2 separate regions of the Homo sapiens genome follow, and region 1 is linked to region 2. The links are chromatin loops, found by intact Hi-C in ENCODE. Cell type or tissue: sigmoid colon. All regions are shown on one strand. Each heading gives the region's core, and the rest is flanking DNA. Links, peaks and the distances in the headings are about the cores only. Region 1 has its middle 110 kb from the start of MIR6124. Region 2 overlaps LINC02547 (long intergenic non-protein coding RNA 2547).

What was found. Hi-C counts contacts between places; a loop is a spot of excess contacts. Peaks named below come from ENCODE experiments on the same cell type or tissue, not always from the same donor. Only the 100,000 strongest peaks of a DNase experiment are listed, where the experiment ranks them.
Region 1: a loop joins it to region 2, with 3 times the contacts of the local background. A loop is called at or near these places in 6 of 110 quality-filtered maps.

Annotation. Positions count from the first base shown.
Region 1 is chr11:12,264,825-12,272,824 of GRCh38, forward strand. It overlaps a transcript of MICAL2 not described here. Among named protein-coding and RNA genes, the nearest start is that of MIR6124, 110 kb to the left of the region's middle. In sigmoid colon, for the core only: no CTCF peak of the experiment used is centred there; a DNase peak (open chromatin) is centred at 4,477.
Region 2 is chr11:12,059,072-12,074,934 of GRCh38, forward strand. LINC02547 (long intergenic non-protein coding RNA 2547) reads left to right here. Exons shown (of 2, transcript NR_135109.1): 2 at 1-2,714. Among named protein-coding and RNA genes, the nearest start is that of LINC02989, 20 kb to the right of the region's middle. RefSeq lists enhancers at 6,865-8,064, 7,080-7,602. In sigmoid colon, for the core only: no CTCF peak of the experiment used is centred there; DNase peaks (open chromatin) are centred at 7,320, 8,000 and 11,520; H3K27ac peaks cover 1,752 bases.

The DNA of each region.
Region 1 (8,000 bases), core at 1-8,000, 200 kb after region 2:
AAATGTTTGTCCTAGGCCTTATTCTAAGCCCTAGGTACAGCAGGGAACCATGCGAAGTCCCCACACCTCCCTGCACCTTAGAGATGTGGCTCAGTATTGCTGTACTAGATGAGATCTGTTATATTTAACTGTGCATGTGCTCATTTGTTTGCTCAACTCTGTGATATTTCCTGAGCATCTACTATGTACTAGGAATACAGCAGGGAGTAAAGCAGACAAAAATCGTCACTTTATTGTCAAAGCGTGACACCCCAAGTGGTGCTTCACCAACAAAGGAGTCCATGATCACAACATTTGAGGAATATTTTGTACTGATCTTGCCAGTCCTCCCCCGTCCTGGAGACTAGCAAGATTCATTAGCATGTCAAGTCTCTGAGGCATCCTTGTAGGGAAGTTTAATCAACTTTGTGAAAGTCAGCTGTCCCATACTTATGTGAACATTTTGTTTTTGTTTTGGTTTGCTTTTTTTGAATATTGCATTCTACATACATAGTTTTGGTAGACTAGTGTTTAATTCAGAGATATTGGATTAAAGACTTAGAATTTTAAAAGGAAAACCATATAATTAAATATTAAATGGAATTAAGTATTGATTAGATATGGGGTGATAACCTTCTAAGCATAAATCCTCTAATAGGAAGAACACCACACAGGGAAAACATGACACAAATCTGATTATATACATTTTTAAAACTTAATGTAGAGTAATAAAATATTAAATAGACCATTAGACTAGGGAAAAATATGAACTAAATGTAATAACAAAGAAGTTCATTGCATGGTATTTTCAAGGTTCATTTAAAACAGATGTTCCTGGGCACCTCTCATAGTGTAGATGATCAGTTAATATTTGTTGATTAAAGAGTCAATGATAAATAGGCAAAGGCTATGAACAGGCAATTTACCCTTAAGCAAATTTTAAAAGTAAACACTAAAAAGAAAAAGCAAGCATTTACAAAAGTATTCCTACTTGGTTTTTAAAGGAAGTAAATTAATTATGGTGCACATGGGCCAGGTGCGGTAGCTCACACCTGTAATCCCAGCACTTTGGGAGGCTGAGGCGGGCAGATCACTTGAGGTCAGGAGTTCGTGACCAGCCTGACCAACACGACAAAACCCTGTCTCTACTAAAAAAAAATTAGCTGGGCACGGTGGCACATGCCTTTAATTCCAGCTACTTGGGAGGCTGAGGCACGAGAATCACTTGAACCCAGGAGGCAGAGGTTGCAGTGAGCTGAGATCATGCCACTGCACTCCAGCTTGGATTACAGAGTGAGACTCTGTCTCAAAAAGAAAATAATAAAAATTATAGTGCATCTACTGAATTAGTAAAGAAAAAAGTAAAACTGTAAGAAAAAAATATGAACTTCATCCCAAGTATTGAGTAAAAAGTAAACTGGGAGAATCTTTTCCTGGGAAGCATTATGGCAACCCTGATTAAGATCCAGAAAAGGGCTCTGACCTCTTGGCCTAATAATTCTACTGCAGGGAATTTATCCTGAGGAAATAATCCAGCAGAAGAAATAAATCTGTGCAACTTGAATGTGTAAGTCGGTCAAGCAGAGTGGGTGGGCTGTTCCCCTTTATTTCTATAAATGCATTCATTTTTACAACTTAAGAAAAAAAAAGGCTTAAGTAAGTAAAAGAAGTTACTGCATCTTTTACTGCCCCCCAGCCAGCTGTTATATAGGGAACATTTTCTCTGTGCCAGGTAGTGGGCCAAGAATTTTATGTGCAGAACTTCGTTAGCTCTTCACCTCCTTGTGGCAACCTTGCGGTCAGTACTGATGTTAAAGAAGCTCCTGATACTAGGGAGGCAGAAGCAAGTCTAGAGCCACATTTTCCACTGTGAAGGGACTGAGTCCCACAGCCCAGGCTAGGAGTCAGGTGCCTGCTCTAAGAGGAACCTCGGTGCATGCTGAGGGCCTGGGCTCCACCAAAGACCAGGCTTTGCTCCCAGCAGTTGGTACTGACTCAGTGGCATTAGACAGGTCCCTTCTGTGAACTGGGGCTAAGGATGCCTCTAGTGTAGGGTTTTTCAAGGTGTCTGACTCTCAGGACAGCAAGATCTCTTTGCCATGTTCTAGATAGCACTTTCCTGATCTTGCACAGCATAGAGCGCCCAGAGGAAAACTTGTCGGGCATTCTCGATTAACTGGGGCTCAGAACGCCTGACAGGACACCTTCAGGTTGGGAACTAGACAGCGGTCTCGATTCACACTGGTGGCACCATCTGCTTTCCTCCAGGTTTCTGATTCCCCAGCCTTCTTAAAGGCAACAGCCACCTCCCTTCGGACACCCAGGCCTCAGCTCTGGAGCTCCCCTTCCCTCCCACCACCTGCCGGTGGACTTTGGTTTTGCCTTAGTGAGTGCCCGAGTCTCAGCAAGGAGGGGGCATAGGCTCTCACTTTGTGCCCAGCTGCCCGCTTGCTCCACACCTGATGTCTACTGGGCATGTCCAGCCCAAATGTCCACTCCAACTGCTGATTTTCCCCCAAAACAGGCTCTGCCCTTAGCCTTCCCCATTTCTGGAGACTGCAATTCCCCTTTTCTTGTTGCTCAGCCCAAAGGCCCTGGAGTCATTCTTGACTCTTCTTTCTCTTGACCTCACACGAAATCCATTAGCAAATTTGAGGAATATCCAGAAGCTGTCCATTCCTCACCACCTCCGCACTAACCACCCTCCGCCACTGTCATCCAAGTTATTGCAGCCACCCCTCTGAGGCCTCCTGCTTCTCCCTTCACCCCTCAACCTCCTCAACAAAACAGCCGGATTATCCTTTTATTTATTTGTTTGTTTGTTTTGAGACAGTGTCTTACTCTGTCACCTAGGCTGGAGTGATGTCAGCTCGCTGCAAACTTCACCTCCTGGATTCAAGTGATTCTTATGCCTCAGCCACCCGAGTAGCTGAGACTACAGGCACCCGCCACCACACCCAGCTAACTTTTGTATTTTTAGTAGAGACAGGGTTTTGCCAGGCTGTTTTCGAACTGCTGACCTCAAGTGATCCTCCCGCCTCAGCTTCCCAAAGTGCTGGGATTACAGGTGTGAGCCACTGTGCCTGGCCTGGATGATCCTTTTAGAATTTATGTCTCACTGCTGCTCAAAACTCCAGCAGCTCTCCAGCTCACTGAATGCAAACTCCATGAGGGCAGGGGTCTTGGTTGCCTTTCAATGCTTGTATAACCCCGACAGAATTGCACTTAGCACATAGTGGGCCCTCAAAAAATATTTTTAGGATATATGCCCTCTGGCCTGGACCTCAGACTGCAGAACATGCAGCCATCTCGGGCTGGGGAAGGTCTGGCTGGCATCCAGCATGGTTCAGGAGGGAGACCTGGAGGAAGAGAAGTCTGACATTGTGTGTCCTGGCTGCCACTGCAGACCCCCTGATTATGAGAAGGGAGTTTTGATTTTGCTTCTATTTTGCCTTCTGAGGGGCATCATTGTCATGTACAACTCTTGGGAGAGCTGGGTCTGCACAGCAGCAGGTGGGCCTTGGATGCCTCCTCTCAGGGACAAGCTGAGGTTGGCAGCAGAGAGCAGTTCCAGCAGCATCCCTTTTGGGGCATCAAGGCCCAGGCCACTGGCCCACACACATCCTCTGTCCCCTCTTCACTGTGCCTTGCTCTGGGGTCCTGACACAGGAATCCAGGTGGCAGATGTGAGACAAGGGACAGGGTGGGGAACACTCCACCCACCATAACCTGGGCTGGAGGGTGCGGCCCCCATGCCAAGGCATATGGGTGGCTCAGCATGGCTTTGATCCCCTGAGCCCAGTTATCCTGCAAGTGCCTATAACTGAGACCAAGAGAGGCTGCCTGCCCGGCAGCAGAGGGGCTGAGGAAGCAGGGGACCCACCCTCAGATAAAGAGGCCAACTCGGCCGGGCGCGGTCGCTCACGCGTGTAATCCAAGCACTTTGGGAGGCCAAGGTGGGCGGATCAGGAGGTTAGGAGATCGAGACCATCCTGGCTAACATGGTGAAACACTGTCTCTACTAAAAATACAAAAAAAAAAAAAAATTAGCCAGGCGTAGTGGCAGGCGCCTGTAGTCCCAGCTACTCGGGAGGCTGAGGCAAGAGAATGGTGTGAACCCGGGAGGCGGAGCTTGCAGTGAGCCAAGATTGTGCCACTGCACTCCAGCCTCGGCGACGAGCGAGACTCCGTCTCAAAGGAAAAAAAAAAATAAGAGTCCAACTCTTCCATTTGTAGGAGCCTAGAAATGCCAGAAGATCAGATTTTCTCTTTTCCCATCCCCAACCCACACCAGGCCCTGGCTGTGACTCCCTTGGGGACATGTGGCAGCTGGACGGGGATTGTTTGCTCAGTGCTGGGGTCTTGCTGCTGCTCTGGCCAGGTTCTGAACAGGAGGGAATGACAGTGGGCCCCAGGCTACTTCCCTTCCTGCTTTACAGGGTTGCTGCTGGGCTGCCTTCCGAGAAACTTAGAGTTCTTCCTGCCCTCCTCATTCAGAGGAATGCGGGTATGGGTCCTGGCTGTGCCCAAAGCTGAAGGCTCACAGCTGGCCAGACACAGTGCCTGTAGTGTCAGAAGAAGAGGGAAGAAAAGAAGCAGGTTCCAAGAAGAAGGCTCCAGACATGCTGCTGTTAGCAAAGAAATTCAGCTTCCCTGATACTCTGGAGCCTGCAGAGCTGTTGGGAAGATACAGCGTGTGCCCCCACCCCTCACCTGAATGGAGGAGTCCTGGTGTCCAGAGGGAGCCATGTGCTGAGGGCTGGTGCCAGATCGCCAGCCGTCTGTGGCAGCATTTCCCTGTGTCTGGCCCAGTGTCCAGGATGAGGGCTTCGTGGGAGGAGCTGCTCAGCTCTGCTGAGGGCCGTGGGGAAGGGGCTGAGGCTCGGCACTGCCTGTCAAAGCTTGCATCTTCCTCAGGTTTACATTTTAATTTATTGGTCCCTGCACAAAGGCTACTGCTAGGGCCAGCCAGGGCCCCTTGAATGACGCCTGGCTTGTGGGCAGTGGAGGGTGTGTCCGTGTGTATCTGCACACCTACACACACGGGCCAGGTCCACTCCTGGAAGGAGTACAGCAAGGCAGGACAGCCATGCCCCAGGGCAGAGGAGCCAGAGGCCGAAGATTGCCCATCAATTGGTTCACCCCCTGAAGATCCGTGGACTCCTGTTCCCATGACTGCACCCTGAGGGGTCACTCTCAGAAGCCCCCATGAGGGCAGCCAGCCCATCTTGGTACCTGTGCCTTTTCCCTAAAGGGCCACACACTGAAAAGGACTTTGGCTCTGGCATCGACTAGTCTCCTTCCCAGAGCAATTGTGACATACACTGGCAGTGGGTAGAAGGACTGCCTGCCACAAGCATCTTCCTAGGGCCCTCCCTCATCCTGCTGGGGACTTGTAGTGTCCCCTCTTATAAGAGGGCAGGGAGGCCACTCTGCTCAGAATCCCAGATATCTACCTGTGTGTGCTCAGATGCCTTCCCCGCCCTTCTCTGGCTGGCTCTGTATTGAAAAGGCGTATCCCTTGCAAACTACATTTTCCAGCTCCCTTGAAACTGGCTTACTGTTAGTTTTGACTGCTGGACGCGCTGGTGTGGGGCTGGAGGGCAGGATCCAAGGGGAAGCCAGGGTGTCCCTCCCAGCTCCCTGCCTTGCAGCAGTGGCAGTGTTGTGGCCTCTGGGCTCTGGTGGCACCAGCTCTTCTCCTTGTCCCTCTGCTGTTGAGGGACAGTGGCCTGCTGCTGCTCCTCTCTGGGTTGCTTCATCCCTGTTTGGCTTTTAGCTCTTCCGGCACCATTGCAGTTCATTTCCTGTCTGGATGCTTCTGTTGAACTCCCTGGCTTGGCCCTGTCTTCCTGACTGGATCCTGATCCTCTTAGTTTTGCCGCTTTCTTTCTCAACTTTTCTCTGCAGAGAGAACAGTGGACAGTGGCCAGAGATGGCTCTGGCCATTAGGAGCTGTGTGACATTGGTCAAGTGTGATAACTCCTCCAAGCTTTGGTTTCCTTTCCTGCAAAGTGGGGTTAATAGCAGCACACAGGAGGCCTGTTGCGTTGTCATCTCCCTGGGTTCTGGGGGTGAGTGGAAGAGTTTCAGACTTGAGTAGAAAGCAGCAGCAATTTCACCCGCAGAACCAGGGAGTGCCGCGCCTCTCCATAACCCTGCGGCAGGGGTCTGGCCAGGAAAGGGCCTCTGGACCTGGCTGTTGGGAGCCATGTGTGAGGACAGACGTTTCCCCAGACCCTGCCTGGCTCTGCCTTTCCCAGGCTCATAGGTAGGCCTTGGACCCGGCACTTAGGATCTTTGAAGTCCTATCTTTTGTCAGGGAGCAGGTATCTGGCCAGAGCTGAGATGAGGCTGAGGTGCTCAGTTCTGGGCAAAGCTGCTTCGTGCCACAGGCTGGCAGCAGCTGCTCTGCAGGGTGCTGGATCCTTCTCACCCATGACTCCTAGGTACCTCCTCTCCTGTCATCCTCCAGCCCCCATTAGAGTCCTTCATTCTCCAAATGAGCAAAGATGGCTTCAGGCAAACTCTTAAAGAGCAGCCAGCCTCAGGGAGACAGCAAGAGGGCTGGTGGTGTGGGCATGCAGCACAGGTGAGCACACCTGGCTCTTCACCTGGGGCTGGCCACATGTGCAGCTGCTCTGTGCCCAGCAGCCGGAGGCCCAGCTGCGGTGATACCCAGCACTGTGCACTCACTGGCTGGCCTGGTGGGTGTTCTCTCTGGACTCCAATCTTTTCCACTCATCCTGTGAGGATGCTAATACCGTTCTCTTAGGGCTGTTGGGATGCTAGGGTGGATGAAGGCATATGGGCACTCGATGAGTCAGTGTTGCTTTTGTTACTGTCATTAGCATTATTTCCAGTATTTGTACTAGTGCCACTAGTATTACTACTGTTATACGCACACAGATGGAGCTGTCTGGGAATGAAAAGAGATATCTGGAAGTAGCCACTTGACTGGAGGAATTTTCTCGTGGAGGTGGCACTGAACCCCATAAAACCCAGCACTAGCCATGGCCTGAGTGTTAGACTGCAGAAGTCGGGGAGGAGACTGGCCTCCTTTGAGGCTTTTTGTCTGGGCACATTGGCAAAAGGGGGCCCAGAGGAAGTACCAGCTTCTTTTTTACAGAGTCTCTACCTCAACACTGCTGTCCCTGCCCTGATGTCTGGGTTCACTGTGAGAGACGCTGGCCCTGGCTCTGTGCTCTGAGAGGCCATCTGTCAGCCGTGCCCTCCACCCTCCTGGAGCCCAGGGAGCCAGGCTGAGCCCTGGCCTGTTCCATCCCTCCATGGAAGGAGGAAAGAGAAAAGCAGGACACTGGGTGTTCCTTACAGGTTTGGTCTGGGCTCTGAGGCGTGGGGGCTGTGGGTCTGGTACCTCTGCAGACTGGCATAGCTGAGCTTGCCTTGGCCACCCGCAGCCGCCTCATCCTGCTAGGCCACCCTGGACTCCACCACTCTCTCCCCTCATCCCCAAGCCCAGTCATAGCAGTGCCTTTAACCCAAAGCTGCTATTGCATGGAAGTCAGATCTCCCTCCCCTTCTGCCTCTTCCATGCCTCACTCTTACATGCTTTGTCTTATCACGTAGATATTTGTGAACATGCCTTATCTCCCTTGTGAGACAGAAAGAGATCCTTGAAGGCAGGGATTGTGGTGGCAGGTTCATCCCCAAACCCCTAGCACAGGCCTGGATCTGAGGAGGACACAGCATCTATTGGAAATACAAGCATTTGGGCACACAGCTCATAGGCACACAAGAAGCAAGGCATGGAGCTGGGTCTTTGCCACAGTCATTCTATGTAATAAGCCTCCCCAGTCTCAGTGGCATATGGCACCTATTTTCTTGCTCAGGAGTCTGTGGGTTGACTGAGTAGCTCTGCTTCAGGCTGTAGGTCTAAGGGCGAGGGAGGCCCCAAGGGATTGACTGGGTTGGCTCCAGGCTATAGCTTGGCTCCAGGTCTGTTCCATGTGCCCTCAATCAGGGACCCTGACTGAAGGGGTAGTGGCCACCTGCGACAA
Region 2 (15,863 bases), core at 4,811-12,810:
TAAAAAATATATTTTTTCTTTTGAGACAATCTCACGTTGTCGCCCCGCCTAGCTAGTTTTGCATGTAGCTATCAATACTTACGTATTCATGTTTTTAAAAGTAATATCGTATTGTAAACAGAATTTGTAACCTGGTTTTTATGCTTACCATTTTATCTTCAAAAGATCTTGGCTCACTGCAATTTCTGCCTCCTGGGTTCAAGCGATTCTCTGTCTCAGCCTCCCAAGTAGCTGGGATTACATGTGTGCACCACCACACCTGGCTAATTTTTTGTATTAGTAGAGACCAGGTTTCACTATGTTGGCCAGGCTGGTCTCAAATTCTTGGCCTCAAATGATCCTCCTGTCTTGGCCTCCCACAGTGCTGGGATTACAGGCATGAGCCACTGCACCCAGCACATAAAGATCTTTTGATTCTAACACATTTTAATGTTTTCTGTTTGTGTGTTTTTTTGATATTTTATAACATGAATACATGTCTTTTTTATTTCAGGAAAAAAGAGATTATAAAACAAAAAGAAAATACTGTTACAATGAACTGAATGTTTGTGTCCCTATAAAATGTTTATGTTGAAGCTCTAATCCCAAAGTGATGGTATTAGGAGGTAGGGACTTTGGGAAGTAATTAGGTCATGATGGTGGAGCCCTCATAAACAGGATGAGTACTCTTATAAAAGGGACCCCAGGCTGGGCATGGTAGCTCATCCCTGTAATCCCAGCACTTGGGAGGCTGATGTGGGCAGATTGCTTGAGTCCAGGAGTTCGAGACTAGCCTGGGCAACATGGCGAAACCTCATCTCTACTAAAAATACAAAAATTAGCTGGGCATGGGTGGTGCATGCCTATAGTCCCAGCTACTCTGGAGGCTGAGGTGGGAAGATCACTTGAGCCCAGGAGGCAGAGGCAGCAGTGAGCTGTGATGGCACCACTGTACTCCAGCCTGGGTGACAAAGTGAGAACCTGTCTCAAAAACAAAAAACAAAAAAGCCACCCCAGAGAGCTCCTGTGCTTTCTTTCCAATAAGAAGTTGGCAGTCTGCAAGCCATAGAGGGCCCACACCAGAACCATGCTGGCACCCTGATCTTGGACTTCCAGCTTCCAAAATTGAGAAATAGGCGGGGTGCAGTGGCTCACGCCTGTAATCCCAACACTTTGGGAGGCTGAAGCAGGCAGATCACTTGAGGTCAGGAGTTTGAGACCAGCCTGGCCAACATGGCAAAACCCCGTCTCTACTAAAAATACAAAAATTAGCCAGGTGTGGTGTCATATGCCTGTAATCCCAGCTACTCGGGAGGCTGAGGCAGGAGAATCGCTTGAACCCCGGAGGTGGAGGTTGCAGCAAGCCAAGATCACACCACTGCAATCCAGCCTGGGCTACAAAGACAGATTCCATCTCTAAATAAATAAATGCTGTTGTTTTTAACCCACCCAGTTTATGATATTTTGCTATAGCAGCCTCAACAGGCTAAGGCAACTGTCCTGTGGATTATTAACTAGTTGGCTCTTTATACAAATTCTATTGAGCACCTAGCACGTACCAATTACCAGTCTATTCACTGCAATAAGCAAGCCAGACAGGGTCCCTGTCCTCCTGGAGCTCATGGTCTGGAGAAGCACCTGGACTGTTCTTTGGTAGTGGCATCTGAATCCAGAGCTTCCTGAGTTTTGCTCCTAGAGGACCTTGTGCAGAGCTGCCTGCTGAGGGGGAACAGCCCAATGGCTTCCTAGCGCACTTGCCAAATACCTGCCTCCAAGCCGTCTGCTTCTTCCATCAGGTCCTTGCTTTTGGATCCCAGAGACTTCATTTCCTGCCCTACTTTTCCTTCCAAGAGCTCAGTGGAGAGTTCTCTTCCTAAAAAAAGAGAAGCTTACTTCCTCAGCAGTGTTATCTCTGGGTCTCAACCATAAGGCTGGAATTTTCCCACTCAGCCATGGAGTAGTGTTGCCCTTTCCATCTTCCTGAAGCCAGAGCATGCAACATGTGGTAGAAGCCATTAGTAAGAGATGGGTAGCAGTCAAGGGCATGGCCCCAAGTCTGGACTCGTGGCTACTGGGGAGAAAGGGAAATTGATGAAGCTCCTATAGTGTGACTGCTATTGTGTGCTACATTCACAGAATCCCCAACTGCCCTATGATGCAGACCAGGCTCTCCAAGGCTGGGTCCTGAGAAATGGTACTTTCTTCAGATGTTAATAGATTCTGTGTGCAATTTTGGGAAATTCTATAGTTCTTTGTTCAGTGCTTTTAATAGGCTAATGTGCATGGTGAAACTCAAAGGGGGAGGTTATGACAGGCAGTCTCCCCCAAATTTATTTCACCCAAATGCCCCATACTAGATTGAATAGTGTCCCCCCAAAATTCAAGTCCACCCAGAACCTCGGAATGTGGCCTTATTTGGAGATAGTCTTTGCAGGCATAATTAATCAAGGTGATGCCACGCTGGAGTAGAGGGAGCCCTAACCCAATGACGGATGTCCTTAGAAGACGAGAAAACAGAGACACATGGCGAAGAAGGCCATGTGATGAGAGGGTCAGAGACTGGAGAGATTCATCCACAAACCAAGGAACGTCAAGGGGTGCCGGAAACCCCCGAAGCTAAGAAGAAGCAAAAAAGGAGCTTTCCCCTCAGGGTTCAGAGGGAGCATGGCCTGGCTGACACCTCGATTTTGGACATCTAGCTCCAGAACTGTGAGAAAATAAATTTCTGTTGTTTTAAGTCACCTGGGTTGTGGTCATTTGTTACAGCATCCGCGGGGAACTAATATGACCCCTTTATACCTTGAATCCTATTAACCAGTGATACAGGTTACCACTTTGAAAATAGGCAATGTGGTTGTCCCCACTTTACAGATGGGGAAACTGAGATTCTTTGAGGATCAGTAGCTTTCCTCAGGCTCCACAGAGTGTGGCTTCCATAGCAGTGTCAGAGCTCACACCTGGGTCTCTGCGTCCGCAGTGTTGAACCCTCTCCCTGGTGCCACAGCTGCATCCTTCAGACCCGGGCTTTCGTGGTTTCTAGTGAGTCTCAGGTGTCTGTTTCCAAAGTCGTTGCTCCCCTTCCTGCCTGGCACCCTGCAGTGACAAGCCAGCCCTGGAGGCCTCTCTATGCAGGATCCTCTCTTCCCCTTGGCCATTGAGAAGGGAAGTGTCCTTGCATCAGGCTGCCTTGTTCCAGAATCTCTAACGGACTGAGGAGTCCAAGCTGGGATGAATGGGACTCAGGCCACTGTTTCCAGGTGGGCTCACTGCCTTTGATGTCTGCAGCTGCTGAGAGGCCCTCTGCGTCATTTCACTGAGCCCAGGGCGTACCCTTCGTGGAGGAAACCACAGCCTCTCATCTGACCAGGAGAGGGGAGATCTGCCATCTCTTTGCTTTCTTTATTCTCTAGACAATTTTTTTATTTCTTTTAAAAACAAATACATGCTTTTTGGAAAAAAGTAATCAGGCTGAACTCAGTGGCTCATGCCTGTAATCCCAGCATTTTGGGAGGCTGAGGTAGGAATGTCACTTGAGGCCAGGAGTTCAAGATCAGCCTGGGCAACAGAGCAAGACCTTGTCTCTGCAGAAAAAAAATCTTTTTATTACCTGGGCAGAGGATCACTTGAGCCCAGGAGACTGAAGCTGCAGTGAGCTATGTTCATGCCTTTGCACTCCAGCCTGGGCAGAAAGAGTGATATATTATCTTTAAAAATTAAAAAATTATTATTATTTTTGAGACAGAGTCTCACTCTGGTTGCCCAGGCTAGGGTGCAGTGCCTTAATTGCAGCTCAATGCAGCTCAGGTTCCTGGGCTCAGGTGATTCTCCCACCTCAGCCTCCGAGTAGCTGGGACAACAGGCACGAGCCACCAACCCCAGCTAATTGTTTTTATTTTTAGTAGAGATGGAGTTTCGCCACGCTGTCCAGGCTGGTCTCAAACTCATGGGCTCAAGTGATCCACTCACCTTGGCCTCCCAAAGTGCTGGGATTACAGGTATGAGGCACTGCACCAGGCCAAAATTTTTTTAAAAATCAGAAAATATAACAAAGAGCAAAGAAGAAAACAGATATTACTTATATAGCCACCAGCAGTTTACTATGTATAAATGTCCAGAAGGAAAAAAAGCTATATTCATATATGCATCTGGTTATATTATATATAGAGAGTCATGCATTCACAGCTCAAATTCAACTATGTTTAAAAATAAACATTTATATATAAGCTCTTTTTACTCTTGGAGAAATGTGGCCATAATAACAATTTTATACTCTATCCTAAGCATTAACACAGGTCCTTAAAAATTCTTTGTATGTATCATTTAATATGGCTACATTCTACTCTATCAAGTGGATCACCACTTATTAGTCATTTATTCTATTACCAGGCATGCAAGTTGTTTCCAGTTTTTCATTAACTCAAAAAAAAAAAAAAAAAACCACACACACACACTCTTTTGAGCGCGGTTGATGTAAGCCTTTATATACATTACTGATGGTGCCCTTAGCATGACTTACTGGGTTCAAGGTCATGAACATAACTTTTTTTCTTTTGAGACAGGGTCTCACTCTATCACCTATGCTGGAATGCAGTGGCACAGTCAATCACAGCTCACTGCAGCCTTGACCTCCCAGACTCAGGTGATCCTCCCACCTCAGCCTCCCAAGTAGCTGGGACTACAGGCGTGCGCCACCACACCCAGCTCATTTTTGTATTTTTAATAAAGACAGTGTTTTGCTGTGTTGCCCAGGCTAGTCTCGAATTCCTGGACTCAAGCATTCCACCTGCCTCAGCCTCCCAAAGTGCTAGGATTACAGGTGTGAGTCACTGCACCCAGTCAGAATATAACCTTTTTACAGCTTTATTGAAGTATAATTTACATAACATAAAATTCACCTATAGTAAATATACAATTCAATGATTTGTAATAAATTTGTATACTTTTACAACCATGTCCACAATCAGTTTTAGAATATTTTTATCAACCCAAAACATTTCATGCTATGCTCATTTGCAGTCAAATATAGTCCTACTTTAAACCCAGTCAACCACAAATCTACTTTCTTCCTCTATTGATTTGTCTTTTCTGGACATTTCGTATAAACAGAATCATACAACATGTATTCTGTTCTGTGTGGCTTCCTTCCCTTAGCATACTGTTTTTATGGTTCATTCATGTTGTGGCATGAATCAGTACTTTTTTCTTTTTATGCTAAGTACTATCTCAGTGGATGCGTTTATTACATTTTGCTTATTCATTCACCTGTCAATGGAAATTTGGATTGTTTCCAGTTTTTGCCTATTAAGAACAAAGTTGCTGTGAATATTTGCATACAAGTCTTTGTGTGGACGTATGTTTTCATTTCTCTGGGTTACATTCCTAGGAGTAGGTCATATAATAAGTTTATAGTTAACTTTTTAAGAAACTGCCAAATTGTTTTCCAAAGTGGTTGCTCCATTTTATGTTCCCACCAGCAACGTATGAGAGTTCCACTTTCTTCACATCCTGTGGTACCTCTTCGTGGTTGAATTTGCATTTTCCCAATAACTAAGGGTGTTGAATGTCCTTTCATGTGTTTATTAGCCATTTGTGTATCTTTTTCAAAGAAATGTCTGTTCAAATGTTTTTCTCATTTTTAATTTGGTTGATTGTCTTAGTGTTGTAAGAGTTCTTTATATATTCTGGAAATAAGTCCTTTATCAGATATATGATTTGCAATTCTTTTCTCTTAGTCTGTGGCTTGTCTTTTTGGGGTTTTTTTTGTTGTTGTTTGTTTTTGAGACAGTCTCCCTGTCGCCAAGGCTGGAGTGCACAGTGGCAGGATCTCAGCTCACTGCAACCTCCTCCTCCCAGGTTCACACGATTCTTGTGTCTCAGCCTCCCAAGTAGCTGGGATTACAGGCATGCACCACCACGCACAGCTAATTTTTGTATTTTTAGCAGAGATGAGGTTTCACCATGTTGACCAGGCTGGTCTCAAACTCCTGGCCTCAAGCAATCCACCCGCCTCGACCTTCCAAAGTAATGGAATTACAGGCATGAGCCACCATGCCTGGCCTTGTCTTTTCATATTTTTAATGGTATTTCTAGAAGAGCAAAAGATTTTCATTTTGATAAAGTCCAATTTACCTTGTTTTTCTTTTTAGATTGCCCTTTTTGGTGACTTGTCTAAGAAAGTTTTGCCTAACAAGGTCATAAACATTTTCTCCTATGTTTTCCTTTACAAGTTTTTAAAATATAATTTTAAAATAATTTTTCATTTTGAACATAATCCATAGTAACATTAAAAACAAATAGAAAATATAAACAGGGCACAGTAGCTCACACCTGGAATCCTAGCACTTTGGAAGGCAGAGGCAGGTAGAGTTCAAGATCAACCTGGGCAACATAGTGAAACCCTGTCTCTACTAAAAATACAAAAATTAGCCAGGCATGGTGGTGGGCACCTGCAATCCCAGCTATGTGTGAGTGTGTGAGGCTGAGATGGGAGAATCACTTGAATCCGGGAGGCAGAGGTTGCAGTGAGCGGAGATGGTGCCACTGCACTCCAGCCTGGGCAACAGAGTGAGACTCCTTCTCCGCCTAAAAAAATAAAAAAATAAAATTAGCCAGGTATCTTGGGGCATGCCTGTAGTCCCAGCTACTTGGGAGGCTGAGGTGGGAGGATTGCTTGAGCCTGGGAGATCAAGGCTGCAGTGAGCTGTGAGCATGTTATGGCACTCCAGCCTGAGTGACAGATTGAGACCCTGTCTCAAAAAAAAAAAAAAAAAAAGAAAGAAAGAAAAAGAAAATGTTGATCAGCAAAAGGAAGAAGTTACAGATCACTCATAATCCCCCTGCCCCAAAATTCATGTTTTGTTACACGTCTTTATTGGTTACCTATTGCTGCATAACAAATTATTCCCAAAATGTAACAGCTTAAAATAACACATTTATTATCTCAAAACTTCTGTGGATTGGGAATCTGGGAGCACTCTTCTTGGTGCCTTTGGCTCAGGATCACTCACAAGGCTGCAGTCAAGGTATCCCCTGGGGCAGCCATCGTCTCAAGCCTCCGCTGGAAGAGGGTGCATGTCCAAGCTTGCCCATGTGGCTGTGGGCAGGCCTCAAGTCTTCACTGGCTGTTGGCTGAAGGCATCAATTTCTTGCCATGTGGGTCTCCCCACAGGGCAATTCACAACATGGCGACTGGCTTTCCTGAGAGCAAGCAAACAAGAGCAGGCAAGAAGGTGCCCAAACAGGCCACCCCCTTTTTGTAACTTATTCATAGAAGTGACATCCCTTTATCTTGTGCCCTGCTGAATGCTTAGAGGTGAGTCACCAGGTCCAGCTCACTCTCCAGGGAAGGGGATTGCACAAGTTCTGAATACCAGGAGGTGGGGGTCATTGGGGACCGTATTAGAAGGCTGCCACGATGTCCTTCTTGTTACTCATCTTTTGTTGTTCTTACGTATTGGGTGGTAAATCTTCACCTGTGGAACTTTTTCCACAGATGCAGGGGCCCCTTTCTAGATTCTAGATTCTCCTGAATCAGGATCTCCTGAGAACCGCAGTTCTCTGTATGCTTATCTCTGAAAAGCTCCACAGGTCATTCTAATGGGAGCCAAGTAAGAGTCACTCAAAAGTGAGTATTTCCCATATGGATTACAACTGCATATATGTTTAGAAGCATTTTTTTTTCTTTTTATCCCCTCAAATAGTGTTGAACACAAATGTGTTCCAGGTGCTTGGTTCTCAGTGTGGGGCCATCATTTCCATTTCTCCTCAGGAAGCTGTGTTTTACGATCCCTTTGCAGGCAGAGCCCCACCAACCAGGCCTGGCGATCATGACATCCAATTCCAGGGGCTGCAGGGGAGCCCTTCCTTCCGAGTGAGCCACGAGGCTGCCTGCCCTGGTGTTTGGCTTCAGGCAGCTCTGACATCAATCTGTCATTCCAGAGGACACTTTTAGATGTAAGTCTGCTGGTGTGGGGACTTTATGAGAACAGGAATCCCTGGCTGTGAAATTGCTGGCATTTCATGATGTGAGAGAAGATTTACAAGCTCCATGCTGAGCTAGGCTCTTAACACAAGCCCAAGCAGTTACACAATCCAGCCTGCCAGGCAGGCAGAATGTGCAGGGAGCGGCAGGTGGGAGGAAGGGGAAGCTGCCACTTTACCATGCTCAGGACGCCTGGCCCTATCCAAACACCCACTGGGGGCTTAGTGCAAAGTTGCCTTAACTGTATTCACTGCAGCACGGGTCCCTCTGCAGATCTTAGTAAGCAAATGGGCAGTGGTATGTTGTGAGACTGTGGATTCAGAGAGGAAGGAATTTCAAAGGTCACTCTCTCCCGTCCTCTCCTGATGCTCCCCTCCCACCTTCCTAGCTAAAAGCTAACTCCTACTCCCCAATCCAAAGGAAACACAAGCATGCCCTCTCCCATAATCCTGTTCAATTTTTTTTTTTTTTTTTTGCATAACCCTATCTCTACTGTGTATGTATACATTTTAGTTTTTTCATGGCTTTTTTTTTGTGTGTATGTGTGTGTTGTTTATCTCTCCTGCTTGAATGTGAGCTTTCTAAAAGCAACAGCTTTGCCTGTCTTGTCAGTTTTACTTCTGGCATTCAAATCATTGCTAGACCTCAGTACATCCAGACATTGCTAGACCTCAGGCGCTGGCCTGTAAGGTCCTGAACGCCCTGCTTCCAGTATCCAAATATTCATTCATTCATTGAATGCACAGTTTTACCACTGTACCTGCTCAGGTCTCCTAAGCTTAGTGGTGGCCTCATCACACTGATTTTCACCTTGATAGGTTGATTCAATGAATGAATTAATGACTGTTGTGATTCTGCCAGGGGCAGAGAGCTCAGGACCTTATGGATCAGCCCAGCCTGGGTCTGATGGCTCTCACTCTTGGCCCCTCCTCATTTTTCCCTGCTGTCTCCCTGTGTGTACCCCCCTTCATTGTCCTCACTTGAAAGGCCACTCTGAACTAGCCTGCTCCTCTTGGAGCGCCCCAGAGATTCAAAAACAGCAGCTGCATGCTTTTCAAGATGAATGTCCCTGTTTCTTTTAGCTGTCTCTCGCGTGTCATTGTCATCCTACTCACCATCCTCGGGAGGGGTCTAGCGAGCCATTGTCCCTCAATAATTTGGGTTAAGTCTTTGAGATTCTTAGTAAGTCTTGGCAGTTTGCAGATTTTGAGACACTTCCCACTCAACACTTAGCTCATTTCTTCATGCTCAGATTTTTCATGTAGAAAAACAGTCAGTGGGTTTAATTGAGGATTGGTGCTTTTAACCAATTCTCTCTCTGTTTCTTTGCCCAAATTTTCTAGTGGACAACAGCCAAAAGTAGGGGCCCCTGGATCTTCAGGGTCAAATGGCCCTATTGTTTCCCCCCTACCAGAAGTATTTTATGGTCCCACCCTACAGAGAAGAGGGGACCAGCCCCCTGTCTCTCACTGAAGGGCAGTCTCACTTGGGAGGGGTGGAGTATGTGGGGCCTGGGACCCCTAGGGTACTTTTCCAGAGTCTGAGATGAAGGAGGTGTGCTGTTTGAAAATGGACACATGGGCTGGGTGCAGTGGCTCACACCTGTAATCCCAGGACTTTGGGAGGCTGAGGCAGGTGGATCATGAGGTCAGGAGTTCGAGAGAAGCCTGGCCAAGATGGTGAAACCCCGTCTCTACTAAAAATACAAAAATTAGCCGGGTACGGTGGCGGGCACCTGTAATCCCAGCTACTCGGGAGGCTGAGGCAGGAGAATCTCTTGAACCTGGGAGGCGGAGGTTGCAGTGAGCCGAGATTGCGCCACTGCACTCTAGCCTGGGTGACAGAGCAAAACTCTATCTCAAAAAAAAAAAAAAAAAAAAAAAAGAAGGAAAAAGAAAATGGACACATGATATTCTTATTATTCTCACCATTTAATCTACAAATTCAATTTTGTGGCCTCGTGGGGAGAGATATCTAAGTGTGCGGGTTTATGAAGGTTGAGACACTGGCTGGGACTTGGCACCTGTCAGGTCTCCTATGCTTAGAGTGGCCTCACCACACTGACATCCAACTTGCATGCTGATTCTGACTTCCCCCTCTTCCAGCTGGGCACAGTGCTCCTTTTGGCTCCAGGTGCAGAACCCAAGTGTACAACAGGAAGATCCCTGCTCCGCCTCCTGGGAGGGGTGTTCCTCCCAGGAGGAAACCATGTGGAGGGGTTTGATAAACTAGCAGGCGGCCAGCAGGGAAGGGTAGGTGTCGCATCTGGTATCCATCAGCCACTGCTCTGTCCCGGGTCCCAGGTAGCCTCCAATCTCTGAAGAGGGCCCTGAGCCCTGAACTGGCAGGTGTTTGTTTATCAGAGATTTCTGGATGATCTTGCAGGTGACAGGGAGGAGCAATGATTACGTACGTCCCCTGCTTGACAATCGTTCCATTCATTCATCTGCCCATTCCCTTGCCCAGCCGACACGTGCTCTGGGGCCCATGTAGCCAGGCCCTGCGCCGCGTTCCTCTCTCCTCTTTCCCTCTTCTTGCTGCTCCACCTCCCTTCACAAAGGAATTTATGTAGACTTTCAAATAAAACATTCAGCCATAAAAAACTAAATGCCCAAGAACACTCAATTATGCAAAAATGCTGCTTAATTTTCATGAAAAAATTTTAAATAAGAAAGTACCCAAATGAGAGTTTTGTAGAAACATCCACATCAATTTCTGGCTGAATAAAATACCCCGAGTCATTTCTTATTGAAAGTCTACGCACTTCAGTATCATTTGGAAAAATAATCACGGCTTACATATTTCATAGTGGAGAGTTGAGAGGGCAGGGATTCGGGTGACAACTTTATTAAAGAAAAGGACAAAGTGGGTTTCGTTATCCATGGAATCCTGCTTGGGCCGCTGGGATTCAGATAAGTGTCAGTGTCACTTAGAAAGGTGACTTAGGATTATATACTGTCACAAAACAAGTAACAAAATTTAAAAGGCTGGTTGTTTGGGGGCCTTATGAAGACACGTATCTGTTGTCTTAATGATGAGAGAAGCCCCATTCTATGGATGTGGCTGGGCAATTATGTGGGGTGCCTGCTCTGATGGCCACTTCTACCACCATCAAACCCCTGGCATCTAGAACTCTGAGCATCACCATCCACTACTGCCCATCCGGTTCACAAATGGCAGGGCCCACAACACAGAGGTAAAGTCAACATTTTATTTGGAGATGTTTACTGCTGCTACTAATTGAAACCCACCATCAGAGCATCAGACCTATAATGGACATTCTTGGGGACCATAGCCCACCCACTTATCAGCCCTCACCAGTTTTTGGATCCCAGTTTAGGTGCAAATCTCTTTGTGCCTCAGTCTCCTCACTTCTAACATGGGTAATTGCACAAGGATTAGCTCTGGGAATCTCATAGCAGCTGCTGTTGTGTAAACAATAAGAGGTTCAGAGTGTTCTGAGGAGTCTCCTGATGTTCCAGAAGGTCTGTGTCATTGAGTCTACGAAATATGAGGACCAAAGGGCCTCCGAAGATGGGAACACATTGTCCCCTGCCACGCTGGTGTGCACGCTGTGTACCCTGGCTCTGCGGCTCCCTCAGACATCTCACTCACCCCCAGCCAAGGTTGGTTGTTCTAAACCCCCCACCTTCAGAACATTTATAGCTTTAATTGTGACATGAGGGCCACAGTGCCTCCCCACTCTGGCCTATTTCTGTCAGATCCAAGTTAAGAGGGGGTGACCTGACACTCGTGGCGTGTGCAGCCTGAAGGGAGCAGCTGGAGCCTCTGGCAGCTGTCTGAGCACATGGGCGTTGGCTCCGGGCAGTGCGGGCTCGAATCCCAGCTCCGCCATGAATGGCCATGTGCTCTTGGGGCTGACTTCTCTAATCTTGCTGAGGCTCAATTCTCCATCTCTAAATCAGGGGTTAAAAGCACCTACCACACACACAGTGTTGCTGTTCAAAGTGAAATATGTGCAATGGGCATAGTGTGCTGCTTGGCACAAAATAGGTGCTTGGTTAATGGGAGTGGCCTTCCTCCCCACCAGCTTCCTTCGTGGTGCAGCAGACACTCGGCAGGTGTGAGCTGCCCAGGCCAGTCTGGGAGAAGTGGTTTCTCCTGCAGTCCTGGGCTCCACAGTGGGGCCAGTTCTCAGACTTGCCTTGCTTGGCCATTGGCAGGACTTCCAGAACCTTCTACTGTTTCTGGCAGTGGATGGAACAGGGGCTCCTCAGGATGGAACAGGGGCTCCTCAGAACTCGCCTTCCACCCAGTCCCTGTACCAATGCTGATCCCTGCCTTGAAGTGACTGCTCTGGGGTCCCAGGCTCTCCCCAGCCTCTCTTTCCACGTCTGTATGTACCAGCGCTGGGGGGGGCCCAGACTCTGATGAACAACTGTAGGAATCTCAGCTCTTAACTCTAGCCAGACACATGATCATCTAGTTGTAAGGCCCTTTGGTCATTTGCTTATAAGGACCATTTTGGAGAATATATGACATTTCCAAGAACACAGGGAATGTTTCTGCCCACCCCTCCCCAAGCACCCCCGACCCTACCTCTTTCTCTCCCTCTCTCTTGCATCTTGGCCCACATAATCCCTAACTCCAGGTGCTTGACCACTGGGCTCATATCTTGTTGTTCTTGCTTGCCTTGTTTGGTTTCATTTTTCCTGCAGGTTTTTGGGTAAATCATCTTTGATCCTTTTGAAAGTAAACAATGAGTAAATAAATCTGAGTGGAAGCTCTCTCAAACATTAACTCCTGTTGCGCAGTTAACTAGTTTCTGTGTTGACCTCAGAATTGAGCTTTTCTAACAATCTGTTTATTGAAGAGTTTCTGGAGCTTACAAGTTAAAAAAATGCTTGTTACCATGTGCGGTTACTAATGTATGTTCATCAGAACTCCTTCAATACTGTGTAAGCAGTCAATACAAAACACAGAGATAAATCAGGTGCAGAGGGCGGACTACAGCTGAGTAGCAGAATCCCTGATTTCATTTTGTTGTTGGTCAAGGAAACTTCTTGTTCACATAGAGTTTATGTCATAGACCAACTTATTGTGAAAGTAAGCAAATGCTATATTTACTTACAAAATTTAGTACCATATAACTTTTATGAAGTATGTTTATGCAAATTCTTTTTTTTTTTTTTTTTTAGAAACAGTCTTGCTCTGTTGCCAGGCTGGAGTACAGTGGCACGATCTTGGCTCACTGCAATCTCCACCTCCCAGGTTCAAGCGATTCTCCTGCCTCAGACTCCTGAATAGCTGGGACTACAGGCATGTGCCACCACATCCGGCTAATTTTTTGTATTTTTTTAGTAGAGATGTGGTTTCACCATGTTGGCCAGGATGGTCTCAATCTCCTGACCTCATGATCCACCCGCCTTGGCCTCCCAAAGTGCTGGGATTGCAGGCATGAGCCACTGTGCCCGGCCTGCAAATTCTTTTAAAGTACACTTTTATAGTTGTATAATGCCAGTGTAGACTAACCTCTGTAACAACCAACCTTCAAATGTCAATGTCTTAATATCTTACTTTCGTATCAAAATACAAAGTGAGTCAGCAGGGAGACTGTTCCAGTGTCATTCAGGGACCCTGACTTCTTCCATCCTGTGGTTCTACCTTACCCTGGGTACTCTTCACTCAACTTATGGATGGGCAAAGGGAAGCGTTCATCTGAGGTGGTCGTGTGAGTCTGTGTGAGCCTGCAAGCACTGCCCATCTCTTACACCCACACCCCATTGGCCAGAACTCTGTTCTCTGATAAACAGTGGCATCGTTGTTGTGCTTGACCACAAGAAAAGGAATTGTGTGTCCAGGAAAGAGAGAAGATGCATGTAGCTGAGGAGTGGCAGTTTCGGCTGTAAATATATAACCTCACCCAAGGGGGTGCTTCACCTAAAAACTTGCAGTAGGCAGAATGATGGTGTCCCCAGTGACGTCCACGTCCTCATCCCAGAATCTGTGACTATGTCACCTTACATGCACAAGGACCTTGCAGATGGGATTAAGCTGAGAATCCTGAGATGGGGATGTTTTCCTGGATAATCTGGGCAGGCCCAGTATCATCACAAAGGTCCTTAGAAGTGGAAGAGGGAGGCAGGAGAGTCAGAGAGAGGTTTGAAGATGCCGTACTGAAGGCTTTGAAGGTGGAGGAAAGGGCAAGGAACCCAGGCAGCCTCTGGAAGCAGGAAAAGGTGAAGGAATGAATCCCTGGAGGACGCAGCCCTGCCAACACCTCAATTTCAGCACAGTGAGACCCATTTTGGACCTCTGATCTTTAAGACTATGAGATAATAAATCTGCATTGTTGTAAGCCTCCAAGTTTGTGGCAATTTGTTACAGCAGCCATAGGAAATGGATACGGAGCTCTCTCAATGTTGTATCCCTACCATGTGCCTGACCCATTGGAGGTTCACCCAGTAGGCACATTTTTTTCATGTGGGCTTCAATGGGGGAGCAAAGGGCACCTGTGAAGCAGGAACTGAAATGATGGAGGAAGGGGGGACCGTGTCCTAAAGGTTAGGAGAGTGTTTTCACGAAGCCCAGGTAAGAGAGGGTGACTGAAATTGCAAAAAGGAGACGCCACGGAAGGCGATGTCCTGGAAGCCACAGAGTAAGAAGCACACCTGTTCCTTTCCCTCCCGCCTCTTTGGGCCAGCATGTGGGGAATGAAGTGGTTTCTGATGATGACGAGGTGGCATCAGGGGAGCCATGCTTCTCTTCTGGTGAGGGAGGAGTGTGGGAGCAGAAGGATCACAGAGGAGACGGGGAGAAAACAGGAGAGTGGTTAGGGGCTCAGACTCAGGAGTTAAACTGCTAGGGTCTGAAGCATCCTCACTCCCCTTCCTGTTACCTAGCAATGTAAACATAGGTATTCTATCTTCTGGCTGTGTAACAAGCCACCCCAAAACCCAGTAGAGTAAACATCCATTTAGTTATGCTTATTCTGTGGGTCGGACAGGGCACAGTGGGGACAGGATTTCTCTGATCTATGACATCTGGGCCTCAAGGGGGAAGGTTCAATGTCTGGGGGATGACTCAACCGCTGGGGACTAGAATCACCTGGATTTCCACCTAGACTGGAACACCTGCATGTGAGCTCTCTGTGTGTGCTAGGATTTCTCATAGCATGGCAACTTTGGGTCACCCGACTTCTTTCTTGGAAGTCCGGGCTTCAAAGGTAAGTGCCAGGCTGGGCTTGGTGGCTCATGGCTGTAATCCCAGCAATCTGTGAGGCTGGGGAGGGAGGATTGCTTGAGGTCGGGAGTTTGAGACCAGCCTGGACAACATAGCAAAGACCCTGTGTCCATTAAAAAAAAAAGAAAGAAAAAAAAGCGAGTGCCCCAGCTCATAAGGTGGAACTTGTAGCATCTCTTATGACTAAGCCTCAGAAGTCACGGTAGGTCACTTCTGCTTCATTGTATCGGTTTACAGTCAAAGCCCACCCGGATTCAAGAAGGGCATCAGACTCTGTCTCTTAATAGGGCCCTGGCAAGGTCCAAGCAGAGCATGTCAGTTGGCAGATATCGTTGCAGCTGCCTTTGGAGAATACAGTCTGCCACATTTGGCAATTTCTTTACCTCCTCTGAGATTTGGTTTCTTCATCAGGAAGATGGTGGTGACACTGTGATATTCTCATCTGGATTAAGCATGGAAAGCCTTTGGCAGTGCCTGGTATGTGATAATGTCATAAGTGTCCTGAGACAGCAGAGCTCATGTGCATTCTTTCTCGTGGCTGCATCCACAGTGCCTCCTACAGTGCCTGGCATGTGAATGAACTTGAAAGGGCTGTGTCAGATTGTCAGTGTATCCAGTAGTTATTGCTGTGTAACAAACCACCCCAAAACTTTGTGGCTTAAGACAACAGCCATTTTATTTGCTGTGGGTTTTGTGATTT